Linked DNA regions of Homo sapiens: region 2 is linked to region 1. Evidence: chromatin loops called from intact Hi-C (ENCODE). Cell type or tissue: CD4-positive, alpha-beta T cell. All regions are shown on one strand.

Region 1 (8,000 bases):
GCTGAGGCAGGAGAATCACTTGAACCCAGGAGGTGGAGGTTGCAGTGAGCCGAGATCATGCCACTGCACTCCAGCCTGGGCAACAAGATCAAAACTCTGTCTCAAAAAAAAAAAAAAAAAAAGGAAAAGAAACACATAAATACTATAATAAATGTAGCAACGTACCTTGCAGAAGATCCAAAGGTTGCTTGTGGAATTGGGCAAGGGAATCTAAATTTCCAGAGTTAGTATGCAGTGGTGGAGAGAGGGTTGTCGGAAATCTAATGTTAAGTTTTAAAGCAGAGGAAACAGTGTGACTTGGTATTTGAGGTGTGTGCGCGCATTTTCTGTTTTCCTACCAGACTCTTCAGTTATGTGCAATTTCTTCTGTTCACTTAGTGTTTCTTAGGGTTGAAACTGAACATAAACAAATATGAAATTCGTGTTATACTCACATTACTCAACATATCAGGTAATTTGTGAAGACAGAGATGTTTCCTGATCAATTGTTCTAGCCGACTGACAGCCAATATCTACATAGAATTATTTCAAAGTCGCAGGGTGCGGTGGCTCACGTCTGTAATCCCAGCACTTTGGGAGGCCGAGTTGGGCGGATCACAAGGTCAGGAGATCAAGACCATCCTGGCTAACATGGTGAAACCCCGTCTCTACTAAAAATACAAAAAATCAGCTGGGCGTGGTGGCGAGTGCCTGTAGTCCCAGCTACTCGGAAGGCTGAGGCAGGAGAATGGCGTGAACCCAGGAGGCGGAGCTTGCGTTGAGCTGAGATCACGCCATTGTACTCTATCCTGGGCAACAGAGCAAAACTCTGTCTCAAAAAAAAAAAAAAAAAAAGAATTATTTCAAAGTCAATTGAGTGGCTGGGGGCAGTGGCTTACGCCTGTAATCCCAGCACTTTGGGAGGCCGAGGCAGGCGGGTCACGAGGTCAGGAGTTCAAGAGTAGCCTGGCCAAGATGGTGAAACCCCATCTCTACTAAAAATACAAAAATTAGCTGGGTGTGGTGGCGGGCACCTGTAGTCCCAGCTACTCGGGAGGGTGAGGCAGGAGAATCACTTGAACCCGGGAGGTGGAGGCTGCAGTGAGCCGAGATCACACCACTGCACTCCAGCCTGGGCGACAGCTCGAGACTCCGTCTCAAAAAAAAAAAAAAAAGTAAATTGAGGACACTGTAACACTCTGCTCTTAAACACCTCCCAAATGCTATTTTAGAGAAAAATCTGTATTTTTATCTAAAAGTCCACACTTCATATTCGCACTTTAGATAGTTAACAATCATTCCTTTATACCTAGCCCATAATCGTATTTCCTTCAATTATACCCCAAATGGTCTTTACAGCTGGTCCTCCGAAGATCCAACCCCAAACCAGGTATTGCATCTTCTTTTATTTTATAGTATTATATGGTCATGTTGAATTTTTCTTTTGAGGTGTAGTCTATGAATTTTTGTGTATGTATAGCGTTAACGGGTGAATTGCGTCCCCACAAATCCGTAAGGTGAAGGCCTAACCCACAGTACCTCAGAAGGTATTTGAAGATAGGCCTTTAAAGAGGCAATTCGATTAAAATGAGATTAAGGTGGGCTCAAATCCAAAAGACTGGCGTGCTATTCATTGCAGGGTGTTGAGCAGCACCCTAGACCTCCTCATCCACTGGATGCCAGTCGCCCCAACCCCATCCCCGGTTGTGACAACCAAGTCTGCAGACATTGTCCAGTGTCCCCTGGGCGTAAAATTTCTCCTCCCCTCTTTGATAATCACTGCTTTAGACTCTATTTGGTCTTAGAGTCTTTTCTCTGAAGTCCATCATTTTATCCGCCGTAACCCTGCTGTCTTCACTTAAGGGGTCCAAGACGTTTACAGGAGGGTGATAATGGTGATGATGAGCTGCCAATAATAATCCACACACAGCACTATTTGACAAATGCAGGTAATGTTATGTATTTTACAGACCTGGAAACTGAGGCACTTAGGGGCTTGGCAACTTGCCTAATATCACCCGAGAGCTGATTAAGGCTTGGGGCCAGGACTGGGACCCCAGGATGAAGCCCAGCTGAGCAGAAAACCTCTGTGCACAGGATGCAGCAATCAAGATAATAAAAATCAACTCCGACTGAGAAAGTATCTGCCTACACATTCATCAGGCTGGGAGGACAGACCCAGATGGTATCAGTTGGAAAATTAACAGAAAACAGTATTTTTGCCAAGGACACCTTTTTCTGAGCCATCAATGTCTTCTAGCTCGCTAAATGCCTTCCTTGCCCATTACAATCATACACAGTGATTGACATTTTATCAGTAAGAATAAACTTCCCTTTTCCGGCCGGAGGGTCTGATTTTCTTGGACACAGAGAATCCGTCTCCATTTCCAACCCAGGTGCAGGGCTCTGATAAGCGGTTTCCGGACATAACAATCTACAGCGGTCTTATCTTGTGGTTCCCAAGGAAACAGGTCCCGGCTGCACTTCGCAGCCCAGACCCGAGGGTGACCCCTTTACAAGCTTGCTCTTTGCCAAATGGAAACCACGCAGTATTTACATTTCACCTAAACCCCACCCTTCCCTCCAAATCCGATGGGTTACTCAGGCCTAGGATCCTCAGGCCTAGGGGGTCAAAACGCCCCGCGTCCCCAACCAAGACCCCTGAAGTCTAGCGGGGTTCCACTGGCCTCCGGAGCCTCCTCCCTGGGGCGCGGTGCCAGGACTTCGCCATTAAACGAGCCCGCCCCCTGCACTTTGAACTCTGCCCCCATCCTTTGACCCAAACCCCCCTACGCCCCGGCATCGGAGTCCCCTTGCTTGGCCTCTGCCACGAAGATACGGGGCCAGGTCCAGCAGTACAAGGAGGAGAAACCGCTCTCACGGGAGGCGCTGCGGCCACTGAGGGAGACGGCCGCCGCGGGTCACAGACGGATGCTTCCGTTTCCGGTTCCGGGGCGGCTGGGAGCTGAAAAGTGGGCTAGTAATGAGCTTGGGATTGGTGGAGCCTCAAAGATAGGCGGGACGACCTACGTCGTCCAATCGCTGAGCAGGAAAAGCTAGTTTCCGCCGTCTGGGAGATAATTGGCATTGTTGGCAGATCCGCCCCTCGAGGGCAAGTCTCGGGACAGAATCGCGCTGTGGGCGTGGCTTGTACTGGATCCTCCCCGGGGCGTGGCTAAAACAAGACCGAGGTCCCGGGACGAGGTTGGGGGCGTGGTCTTTCGCGCAATCCTCCAACGCCCAATTACCCTGATAAACAATAAACGCTAAAATAAGTAATAAATGCTCATTTCCTCCAGCCAACACATTCCTCGTGATAACATACTCCTGCACAAAGATATTCCCATTGTTGGGATTTTTCTTCCTTGAATGTCTGTTATTTCTTCCAGAAATAAGGTCATTTTTATGCATTTACATGTGGCTTTTCTTATTAATGAGTGCGTTGTGATGTTCCCTTCTGGCCACTAGATGGCCACGTAGCTCACATTTTCAAATTCGCGGATATTTTGTTTTAGTTGCTTTAGACATAGGTGTCCAATCTTTTGGCTTCACTGGGACACATTGGAATAATTGTCTTGGGCCACACATAAAATACAGGAACACTAACTATAGCTGATGAGCTAAAACAAGACAAAAATTGCAAAATAATCTCATAATGTTTTTTTTTTCTTTTTTTTTTTTTTTTTTTGAGACGGAGTCTCGCTCTGTCGCCCAGGCTGGAGTGCAGTGGCGCGATCTCGGCTCACTGCAAGCTCCGCCTCCCGGGTTCAAGCCATTCTCCTGCCTCAGCCTCCCGAGTAGCTGGGATTACAGGCGCCCGCCACCAAGCCCGGCTAATTTTTTGTATTTTTAGTAGAGACGGGGTTTCACCGTGTTAGCCAGGATGGTCTCGATCTCCTGACCTCGTGATCCGACTGCCTCGGCCTCCCAAGTGCTGGGATTACAGGCGTAAGCCACCACTCCCAGCCAATAATCTCATAATGTTTTAAGAAAGTTTACGAATTTGTGTTGGGTGCATTCAAAGCCATCCTGGGCTTCATCCGGCCTGCAGGCCCTGAGTTGGAGAACTTAGCTTTAGAGTTTAGACACAGGAAAAATGCAGGGGTCTTTGCCTTCCATTGTGAGGCATCATAACTAAGATTAGGAGGCCATCCTGACTTGTCCCCTTGTGTGACACCCAGCGGGCTCCGCATCCCTTGCATTCCCATGCCTGAGCACCTATCTCTTTTACAAGGTAAGCAGTCCTGAAGGATACCAGCAGACCGCCAGATGGGTTACAAATTCCTCATATCCGGTACTGCCAGCGAAAGAGAACAAAAGTCCCTTATTCCTGAATCGGCTTCATCAGCTTCCCCAATCTCCAGCCAATCAACACCAAAAAGCCCAAGAAGCTATTAGCTACAAATTCCTGCCTAAGGCCGGGTGTGGTGGCTCACACCTGTAATCCCAGCACTTTGGGAGGCTGAGGCGGGTGGATCCATCTAAGGTCGGAAGTTCAAGACCAGCCTGACCAACACGGTGAAACCCTGTCTCTACTAAAAATACAAAACTTAGCTGGGCTTGGTGGCACATGCCTGTAATCCCAGCTACTTGGGAGGCTGAGGCAGGAGAATCGCTTGAACCCAGGAGGTGGAGTTGCCGTGAGCCGAGATCGTGCCATTGCACTCCAGCCTGGGCAACAAGAGTGAAACTCCATCTCAAAAAAAAAAAAAAAAAAATTCCTGCCTTAAAAGGGGCCAGGGACTTCTTCCAGGCCCCACATGTGCAGCTAGAGTTAAGGTTTAGCTAATAGTAAACTTTTCCTCATTTTATTTTATTTTTTTGAGATGGAATCCCACTCTGTTGCCAACGCTGGAGTACAGTGGAACAATCAAGACTCACTGCAGCCTCCAAGTCCTGGGTCCAAGCGATTCTCCTGCCTCAAACTCCTAAGTAGCTGGGACTACCAGCACTTGCCAACACACCTGCCTAATTTTTGTATTTTTAGTAGAGACGGGGTTTCACCACGTTGGCCAGGCTGGTCTCAAACACCTGACCTCAGGTGATCTGCCCGCCTCAGCCTCCCAAAGTGTCGGGATTACTTTGGGATTACTGTGGCGTGAGCCACAGCGCCGGGCCAACATTTTCCTCATTTTAATAGTTAAAAAAAAAAAACCTGAGGCTGAGGCAGGAGAAATGCTTGAGCCCGGGAGGCGGAGGTTGCTGTGAGCCGAGATCGTGCCACTGCACTCCATCCTGTGTGACAGAGTAAGACTCTCGAAAACAAAAACAAAAACGAAAACAAAACCCACCCCTAGGTGGAGATTTTGTATGCTATTGATACATGCAATGTGTGTTAGAGCAGGCAGATGCTGAGTCCAACCGTAGGTCCACCTTTGCACACCTGACCTCACCGGTATTTTCTGACTATGTACGTACAGCCCCCAAAAAGGAATTTATCTTAAGGCACTAGCTGCTGCCTCTCCCTGTGAATAGTCTGCTCTGCCTCTTAGAGAGTACTTTCATTTTGCAATAAATTTCTTTGCTTACTCACACTTTGGACTTGCTCTCAAATTATTTGTGCAGTGAAGCCAAGAACCTGCCCAGCCCACCAGCAACAGTTGTAGCTGCCGGACAGGTTCTCCCTGCTCACTGCACAAACAAAATCGATTCACAAAGACCGTGGCATTGCAGTAAAAAGAGTTTAGTTGGCCTGAGGCTGGCTATGCCATGCAGGAAACGGAGTCATTACTCAAACCAAGCTCCCTGAAGGCTCTGTCGCCCAGGATGGAGTGTAGTGACATGATCTCAGCTCACTGCAACCTCCGCCTCCCAAGTTCAGGTGATTCTCCTGCCTCAGCCTCCTGAGTAGCTGGGATTAGAGGCACCCGCCACCACGCCCGGCTAATTTTTGTACTTTTAGTAGAGATGGGTTTTTGCCACATTGGCCAAGCTGGTCTTGAACTCCTGACTTCAAGGGATCCACCAGCCTTGGCCTCCCAAAGTGCTGGGATTACAGACGTGAGCCACTGCACCCACTCAGGGGTTTTTTGAAGATAGTTTGGTGGTCAGGAGGCTAGGGTCTAGGTGCTGCTGGCTAGTTGGGGATGGGATCATAGGGATGTGGAACACGGCCCTCATGCCGTGAGTCCACTTCTGGGTGGAGGCCACAGGATGGGCCAGGGGTGTCCATCTGGTTGTCAGAAATGCAAAAGCCTGGCCAGGCGCGGTGGCTCACACTTGTAATCCCAGCACTTTGGGAGGCCGAGGCAGGAGGATCACTTGAGGCCAGGAGTTCGAGAGCAGCCTGGCCAACATGGTAAAACTCCGTCTCCACTAAAAATACAAAAAAAATAGCTGGGCATGGTCGTGCATGCCTGTAATCCCAGCTACTCGGGAGGCTGTGGCAGGAGAATCGCTTGAACCCGGGGGGCAGAGGTTGCAGTGAGCCGAGATCACGTCACTGCACTCCATCCTGTGGGCAACAGAGCGAGACTCCGGCTCAAACAAACAAACAAACAAAAAAACCAGAGCGACTCCATCTTGAATAGGGGCTGGGTAAAATGAGGCTGAGACCTGCTGGGCCACATTCCCAGGAGGTCAGGCATTCTTACTCACAGGAGGAGATAGGAGGTTGGCAGGACAGTATCACAGGACACAGGTCACGAAGACCCTGCTGTTAGAACAGAACATGGTAAAGAAGCCGCCAAATCTCACCAAAACCAAGATGGCGAAGAAAGTGACCTCTGGTTGTCCTCATTGCTCATTATATGCTAATTATAATGTATTAGCATGCTAAGAGACACTCTCACCAGTGCCATGACCGTTCACAAATGCCATGGCAATGTCCGGAAGTTACCTTATATGGTCTGAAAAGGGGAGGAGGCTGAGGCGGGCGGATCACCTGAGGTCGGGAGTTCGAGACCAGCCTGATCAACACGGAGAAACCCCGTCTCTACTAAAAATGCAAAATTAGCCGGGCGTGATGGCACATGCCTGTAATCCCAGCTACTCGGGAGGCTGAGGCAGCAGAATCACTTGAACCTGGGAGGCGGAGGTTGCAGTGAGCCAAGATCGCACCATTGCACTCCAGCCCAGGCAACAAGAGTGAAACTCTATCTCAAAAAAAAAAAAAAAAAAAAAAAAAAAAAGACGTGTGTGTGTGCACACAGAAATGTGTGCCTATTGTCTAATAAATACTCATAAAGCATCTTCTATGTCCCAGACTCTGTTTTCTGCACTGGGAAACACAGCAGTAAACATCACACATATCCTTCTCTATATCCTTTAGATTCCAATAGGGAAGGACAGAAAGTTAACCATGTTGATAAATAGCATGTTAATAGATATATCCCAGCCGGGCACGGTGGGTCATGCCTGTAATCCCAGCACTTTGGGAGGCCAAGGAGGGCAGATCACCTAAGGTCAGGAGTTCGAAACCAGCCTGGCCAACATGGTGAAACACCATCTCTACTAAAAAAAAAAAAAAAAAAAAAATAGCCAGGCAAGGTGTCGCATGCCTGTAATCCCAGCTACTCAGGAGGCTGAAACAGGAGAGTTGCTTGAACTCAGGAGGTGCAGGTTGCAGTGAGAGAAGATCGTGCCACTGAACTCCAGCCTGGGCAACAGAACAAGACTCCATCCCCCCATAAAAAAAGAAAAAATATTTGTGAAATGTATACACGCAGTTGTCCCTCAATGTCTGCAGGAGATTGCAAGATCCCTGCAGGTATCAAAGTCAGTGGATGCTCAAGACCCTGATATAAAATGGTGCAGTAACCAGACGCGGTGGCTCACGCCTATATTCCTAGCTCTTTGGGAGGCCAAGGTGGGAGGATTGCTTGAGCTCAGGAGTTTGAGACCAGCTTGTCCAACATAGTGAGACCTCATCTCTACAAAAAATACAAATATTAACTGGGTGTGGTAGCTGGGGCCTGTGGTACTAGCTACTTGGGAGGCTGAGGTGAGAGGATCACTTAAGCCTGGGAGGCCAAGGCTGCAGTGAGCTGAGATCACACCATTGCCTCCTACCCTGGGGGACA
Region 2 (8,000 bases), 480 kb after region 1:
TTGGGAATCATTTGCTTGGCACCACTCGTTTTACAGATGAGCAGACTGAGGCTCGGAGAGGTTAAGGGGCCTGTCCAGGGGCTACCAGGGAGCTGGGTTGGAACCCACGACTCTGAGCTCCCAGCTTCTGGGCTCTGAGGTGCTCACCCCATGGGAGACCCCAGAGGGTTCTACGGTCCCATGGGACGTTTGAGGGTTTTTGTTTGTTTTGTTTTGTTTTCATTCATTTATTTATTTTGAGATGGAGTCTCGCTCTGTCATCCAGGCTGGAGTGCAGTGGCACAATCTCAGCTCACTGCAAGCTCCGCTTCCCGGGTTCAAGTGATTCTCCTGCCTCAGTCTCCCAAGTAGCTGGGATTACAGGTACCTGCCACCACACCCGGCTAATTTTTGTATTTTTAGTAGAGACGGGGTTTCACCATGTTGGCCAGGTCGGTCTTGAACTCCTGACCTCAGGTGATCCGCCTACCTCGGCCTCCCAAAGTGCTGGGATTACAGGCATGAGCCACCGTGCCCGGCCTGTTTGTTTGTCTTAGAAACGGTCTCACGCTGCTGCCCAGGCTGGAGTGCAGTGACACCATCCTAGCTCACTGCAGCCTGGACCAGCTAGGCTCAAGCGATCCTCCTGCCTTAGCCTCTCAAGTAGCTGGGACTACAGGTGTGCACCACCATGCCTGGCTTTTTTTTTTTTTTTTTTTTTTTTTTTTTTTTTTGAGATGGAGTATCACTCTGTCGCCCAGGCTAGAGTGCAGTGGCGCGATCTCGGCTCACTGCATCCTCCATCTCCTGGGTTCAAGCAACTCTCCTGCCTCAGCCTCCTGAGTAGCTGGGATTACAGGTGTGTGCCACCACGGCTGGCTAATTTTTGTATTTTTAGTAGAGATGGGGTTTCACCATGTTGGCCAGGCTGGTCTCAAACTCCTGACCTCGTGATCCACCCACCTCGGCCTCCCGAAGTACTGGGATTACAGGCATGAGCCACCGCGCCTGGCTTTTTTTTTTAATTTTTTAAATATTTTTGTAGAGACAGAGTCTCACTATGTTGCTCAGACTGGTCTCAAACTCCTGAGCTCAAGTGATCCTCCTGTCTTGGCTTCCCAAAGCGCTGGGATCATAGGTGTGAGCCACCACACCCAGCCCTCATGGGGCGTCTAATAGATGGGTAGGACAGTGTAATTCTATGTTGTAGGGATAGGAAGTGGGAAAATTAACCTCACTTAGACCAGAGCAGTCACTTCCATCCTAGCCCCCAGCTCCTGCCCTTGGCCCCCACCATTTGTCCTTCTCACTATGGCCAGAGGACACCTGTGAGCCCCCAAGTCAGGGCCCGTCCCTCCTCTGCGCACAGCCATCCACGGCTCCCACCTCTCTTGGGGTAAAAGCCCAGGTCCTCCCTGTGGCCCACAAGGCCCTGCACAACCTGTCCCATCCCTGCCCTGTCCTCCCCTCCTCCCTCTCTCCCCGTCGTCCACTCCCAGCCACACAGACCTCCTCGCCGTTCCTCCAGTGCACCAGACCCAGTCCTGCCTCAGGGCCGCTGCACATTCTGTTACCTCTGTCTAAACAGCCAACTAACTGCTCGCTTGTTCTCTCCAGATCTCCCCTGGTCTCAGCTCAAATGCCCCCTTCTCAGAGAGGTCTACCCTAAACCCCTTCAGCATAAGCAGCCTCTGGCTACCCTCAATCTTTTTTTTTTTTTTTTTTTGAGACAGAGTCAGGCTCTGTCGCCCAGGCTAGAGTGCAATGGCGCAATCTCGGCTCACTGCCATCCCCGCCTCCTAGGTTCACGCCATTCTCCTGCCTCAGCCTCCCGAGTAGCTGGGACTACAGGCGCCCACCACCACACCCGGGTAATTTTTTGTACTTTTAGTAGAGATGGGGTTTCACCGTGGTAGCCAGGATGGTCTCGATCTCCTGACCCTGTGATGCACCCGCCTCGGCCTCCCAAAGTGCTGGGATTACAGGCATGAGCCACCGCGCCCAGCCTGGCTACCCTCAGTCTCAGCCCTCTGTTTTCTTTCCTTCAGAGGAAGTTAGTGATTGCCTATGGATTTGCTTAGTTGTTTAGTGACTGCACGGGTGTCTGCTCATCTCCCCAGTGGAATGTCACCTCCTCCAGGGCAGAGGCTTTGTCTGTCTACATCTCTGTTGTGCCCTCAGGGCTTAGAATGGGGCCTGATGCAGAGTGGGTGCTCAATAAATACTTGTAGAAAGAAAAGAAGGAGAGAGGGAGGGATGAAGCAGAGAGAAGAAGACAAGAGAGGATATATGGGGAGAGGAAGGAGGAGAGATGAAAAAGAAGGAAGGGGCCAAGTGCGGTGGCTCACGCCTGTAATCCCAGCACTTTGGGAGGCCAAGGCAGGTGGATCACCTGAGGTCAGGAGTTCGAGACCAGCCTGACCAACATGGTGAAACCGTCTCTACTAAAAATACAAAAATTAGTCGGGCATGTTGGCACACACCTATAATCCCAGCTAGTCGGGAGGCTGAGGCAGGAGAATCGCTTGAACCCAGGAGGCAGAGGTTGTGGTGAGCCGAGATTGTGCACCCTGGGCGACACAGCGAGACTCTGTCAAAAAAAAAAAAAAAAAAGAAGAAGAAGAAAGAAGGAAAGAAAGAAAGAAAAGAAAGAGAGAGAGAAAAAGAAGGGCCGGGTGCGGGGGCTTACGCCTGTAATCCCAGCACTTTGGGGGACTGAGGTGGGTGGATCACCTGAGGTCAGGAGTTTGAGACTAGCCTGATCAACATGGAGAAACCCTGTCTCTACTGAATATACAAAAATTAGCCAGGCGTGGAGGCACATGCCTGTAATCCCAGCTACCCGAGAGGCTGAGGCAGGAGAATTGCTTGAACCCGGGAGACAGAGGTTGCAGTGAGCTGAGATCGCGCCATTGCACTCTAGCCTGGGCAACAAGAGTAAAAACTCCGTCTCAAAAAAAAAAAAAAGAAAAGAAAAGAAAAAGAAGGAAGGGGCCAGGGCGCAGTGGCTTACACCTGTAATCCCAGTACTTTGGGAGGCCGAGTCAGGTGGATGACCTGAGGTCAGGAGTTCAAGACCAGCCTGGCCAACATGGCGAAACCCCATCTGTACTAGGAGGACACGGGAGGCTGACGCAGGAGAATTGCTTGAACCCAGGAGGAGGCGGAGGTTGCAGTGAGCCGAGATCACGCCACTGCACTCCAGCCTGGGGGATAGAGTGAGACTGTCTCAAAAAAAAAAAAGGAAAGGAAAAGAAGGAAGGAAGAGAAAGCGAGTGGGTGAGGCGTCCTTCTTGGAAGGACCGGAACAGGCATGCACAGGGAGGCTGGAAGGTTCTCGGAGGTTCACAGGCCTGAGGCCACTCCTCACTGGCCCCCGGTGACTCCTCCGTCTGTGACCCGGGTCCTCCGCGGCCTCCTGTGATCCCCAGACGCCTCTCTCCAAGCCAGATGTTGGAGGGAGGTGGGGGCAGCGGCGCTTGGCCTGGTCCCCTGGGGAGCTTGGGCGTCTGGTAGAGGAAATCACGTCCTCCCAGCTCGCCAGGGAGTCCCCCAGAGATGGAGCTGAGCAGGCGCTGCACAAACAGGAAACCCCGGTCGGGGGAGGCGGAGGGGGCGTGCTGACACCAGCTGGCCAGCTGGGTCAGCAGGAAACGGCTCTGGCCACTTCTCCTGGACACTCGGGGGCCACCGCTCTGTCCTCTTCAGAATGCGTGGCCCTGAACCTCCCAGCGCGGGGCAGGGTTGGTTCATTGCCTTCACTCAGCAAATGACTGTAACAGGGGGCCGGGTGCGGTGGCTCACGCCTGCAATCCCAGCACTTTGGGAGGCTGAAGCGGGAGGATCGCTTGAGCCCAGGAGTTCAAGACCAGCCTGGGTAATATAGCAAGACCCTATCTCTACCCAAAAAAAAAATATACACACACACACACACACACACACACACACACACACACTAGCCCCAGGAGTTCAAGACCAGCCTGGGTAATATAGCAAGACCCTATCTCTACCCCAAAAAAAAAAAAAAAAATATATACACACACACACACACACACACACACACACACACACACACACTAGCCAAACACGGAGGTGCATGCCTGTAATCCCAGCTACTTGGGAGGCTGAGGTGGGAGGATCGCCTGAGCCCAGGAGTTTGAGACCAGCCTGGGTAACATAGCAAGACCCTATCTCTACAAAAAGTAATAATAATAATACAAAAATTAGCCAAGGGTGGTGATGCGTGCCTGTAGTCCCAGCTACTTGGGAGGCTGAGGCAGGAGCATCACTTCAGCCCAGGAGTTCGAGGCTGCAGTGAGCTATGATTGCACCGCTGCACTCGAGCCTGGGCAACAGAGCAAAATTCTGTCTCTAAAAAAGAAAGATTGTAACAGGGGGACTGGCGGGGGTTTGGGTCTGCAGAACTGGACACAGCCCTGAGCTCCCTGCAGTCCGTGCTGCCCCCTGGGGGCCGGGAGAGGAACTGCTCCCACCGCCACCCAAAAGCCAAGAGCCTGTCCCACCTCCAAACCTACCAGGCTCCCTGGCTCTTTCCACTCCAACCCTGCTGGCCTGCAACTTGCCAAGTGCATTTCTACCCGGAGGCCTTTGCACGGGCTGTTCCCAGTGCCGGGAACATCGTGGCCCTCAGGGAGGTGATGAAACATCATCCCCATCGGAGAAGCCAACAGTCACGGGGCGGTTGCCAGGCGCTGTTCTCGGAGCTTTGCAGATTTTAACAAGTTCCTTCCTCTTATCCAGTCTCATCTTGAGGTCTGTAAAATGCCACCATCTCGGTCAGGCTTTCTCTGAGCCCTGGGTGTAAAATAGCCTCCCTCCCCACCCTAGCTAGTTCCCCACCAGCCGCCTGCCTTACCACAGGCTGATGCACCTCGCATTTGACTTAATGAGCTTTTAATTTGTAGTAAAATGTGCATGATGTACAATGCATCATTTTAGCCATTTTTAAGTGTCCAAGTCAAAGTGCACTAAGTACATTCACCTCTATCTAATTCCAGAACCTTTCTTTTTTTTTTTTTTTACCCCCAGGCTGGAGTGCAGTGGCGCAATCTCGGCTCACTGCAACCTCCACCTTCCTGGTTCAAGCAATTCTCATGGCTCAGCCTCCCAAGTAGCTGGGATCATAGGCACATGCCACCACACCCGGCTAATTTTTTGTATTTTCAGTAGAGATGGAGTTTCACCATGTTGGCCAGGCTGGTCTCGAACTCTTGACCTTAAGTGATTCTCTTGCCTCAGCCTTCCAAAGTGCTGGGATTACAGATGTGAGCCGCCGAGCCTGGCCTAATTCCAGAACATTTCATCCCCCCTAAAAGAAACCCCATCCCCATCAGCCACCACTCCCTGTCTCCTCTCCCAGCCCTGGTGCCCACGCATCCCCTTCTTGTCTCTGTGGCTTGGCCTGTCCTGGACATTTCAGTGAAATGGCTCATGCCTGTAATCCCAGCACTTTGGGAGGCCAAGGTGGGTGGATCATGTGGTCAGGAGTTCGAGACCAGCCGGACCAAGATGGTGAAACCCCGTCTCTATTAAAAATCCAAAATTTAGACAGGCACTGTGGCAGGTACTTGTAATCCCAGCTACTTGGGAGGCTGAGACAGGAGAATCGCTTGAACCTGGGAGGCATAGGTTGCAGTGAGCCAAGATTGCGCCACTGCACTCCAGCCTGGGCGACAGAGTGAGACTCCGTCTCAAAAAAAAAAAAAAAGAAAAGAAAAAGAAAGAAAGAAATGGCATCACACACTGTGTGGCCTTTTGTCTCTGGTGTCCCTCACTGAATGATGTCCTCAAGGTGCATCCATGTTGTAGCCTGTGTCAGAGCCTCGTTCTTTTATTTTTATTTATTTACTGGTTTTGAGATGAAGTCTCACTCTGATGCCCAGGCTGGAGTGCAATGTCGCGATCTCGGCCTGTAGCTGGGACTACAGGTGCCCGCCACCATGCCCGGCTAATTTTTGTATTTTTAGTAGAGATGGGGTTTCACCATGTTGGCCAGGCTGGTCTTGAACCCCTGAGCTCAGGTGATCCACCTGCCTCAGCCTCCCAAAGTGCTGGGATTACAGGTGTGAGCTACCACTACTGCGCCCAGCCCAAGGCCTCATTCTTTTTCTTTTCCTTCTTCTTTTTTTTTTTTTTTTTTTTTTTTTTGAGACAGGGTCTTGCTCTGTCCCCGAGGCTGGAGTGCAGTGGTGCAATCATAGCTCACTGCAGCCTCAACCTCCAGGGCTCGAGCTATCCTCCCGCCTCGGCCTCCCAAGTAGCTGGGACTACAGGTGTGCACCACCACGCCCAGCTAATTTTTGTACTTTTTGTAGGGATGGGGTTTCGCCATGTTGCCCAGTCCCGTCTCAAACTCTGGGGCTCAAGTGATCCACCTGCCTCAGCTTCCCAAAGTGCTGGGACTATAGGCACAAGCCACCATACCCAGCTAATTTTCGTATTTTTTGTAGACACAGGGTTTCGCCATGTTGCCCGGGCTGATCTCAAACTCCTGAGCTCACGAGATCCACCCACCTCAGCTTCCCAAAGTGCCGGGATTACAGGCATGAGCCACCACGCCCGGCATCCTTTTCACGGCTGAGTCCTATTCCAGTGTGTGGCTAGACCACGCTGTGTTTATCTCTTCATCTTTTGAAGGGACATTTGGGTGGCTTTCCAGTTTGAGCTGTGGTGAACAGTGCTGCTAGGAACATTCGTGGACTTTTGCTGACCTATTAATCTTGGCTGCTGTCTGTCGCTCACACTGGACTTTGAGTCTCACAGGGGCAACTGCTTCAGCCTGTATCATCTCCTGCTGTGCCGGGGCCCAGCTCAGAATCAGACACTGTGGATGCTTAGTAAACGCCTGTTGAGTCCATGAATCCCTCCTACAAGGGCGTCCGAGGGCAGGACAGGGCTGTCCCCAAGCTGTCTGAGGTTGGCCAAGGCTCCCGACCTCTCGGGGACAACTTCGATTTCCAAATCTGTGAAATGGGTCCAAACCACTCCAGTCGAGAGGACAGTCTCCCTTCCTTTAATATTAGGTAGGAGCAATGCTGGGGACACTGAGGGTTTTAACTGCGGCTTGTGGGCCTCCCATTCAACCCCCCATTTTAACTGACCCATTGCTGGGTGCCAAGCTCTGGTCTAGGCACGAAGGACACTGCAGGGTCGGGGCAGACAGACATCCCTGCCCACACGGACCTCCCAGTCTGAAGGGGAGAAGAACAAGAAGCCAGAGTATCTCGAAGGGTGACAGTGTGTAAAGCAAGCCAGCTGCCCCTCCCAGGCAGTTGGATACAGATCTCACGACAACCCCGATGATGGGATTGATGGTTTCACTTTTGCAATTAGGGAAACTTGGAGGCTGAGAGAGGGAAAGTGACCTGCCCCAGATCACACACCGAGGCAGGTGATGGAGCCGATGTGAGCCCAGGCCTCCGCTTTCCGCTCTTTTTTTTTTTTTTTTTTGAGATGGAGTCTTGCTCTGTTGCCCAGGCTGGATGGAGTGCAGTGGCGCAATCTCGGCTCACTGCAAGCTCCACCTCTCGGGTTCACACCATTCTCCTGCCTCAGCCTCCCAGGTAGCTGGGACTACAGGCGCCTGCCACCACGCCCGGCTAATTTTTGTATTTTTAGGAGACAGGGTTTCACTGTGTTAGCCAGGATGGTCTCCATCTCCTGACCTGTGATCCTCCCGCCTCGGCCTCCCAAAGTGCTGGGATTACAGACGTGAGCCACCGCACCCGGCTCCACTCGTTTTTTAAGAGAGGGTGTCGCCCTGTTTCCCAGGCTGGAGTGCAGTGGCACAACAATGGTTCATTGCGGCCTCCACCTCCCAGGCTCAAGTGATCCTCCAGCCTCAGCCTCCTGAGTAGCTGGGACTACAGGCACGGACCACAACACCTGGCTAATTTTAACACTTTTTGTAGAGATGGGGTCTCGCTGTGTTCCCCAGGCTGGTCTTGAAGTCCTGAGCTCAAGCGTTCCTCCTGCCTCGGCCTCCCACAGTGCTGGGATTA

Evidence for each region. Hi-C counts contacts between places; a loop is a spot of excess contacts. Peaks named below come from ENCODE experiments on the same cell type or tissue, not always from the same donor. Only the 100,000 strongest peaks of a DNase experiment are listed, where the experiment ranks them.
Region 2: a loop joins it to region 1, with 2.6 times the contacts of the local background. A loop is called at or near these places in 3 of 110 quality-filtered maps.

The regions. Positions count from the first base shown.
Region 1 is chr19:2,947,747-2,955,746 of GRCh38, forward strand. No RefSeq gene overlaps it. Among named protein-coding and RNA genes, the nearest start is that of ZNF77, 6.8 kb to the left of the region's middle. RefSeq lists an enhancer at 2,829-2,898. In CD4-positive, alpha-beta T cell, CTCF peaks have their summits at 3,408 (motif pointing right) and 3,607; DNase peaks (open chromatin) are centred at 3,075 and 3,445; H3K4me3 peaks cover 1,579 bases; H3K27ac peaks cover 1,535 bases.
Region 2 is chr19:3,425,240-3,433,239 of GRCh38, forward strand. The region is part of intron 3 of NFIC (nuclear factor I C); the gene reads left to right. Among named protein-coding and RNA genes, the nearest start is that of SMIM24, 51 kb to the right of the region's middle. In CD4-positive, alpha-beta T cell, a CTCF peak has its summit at 4,432 (motif pointing left); a DNase peak (open chromatin) is centred at 4,432.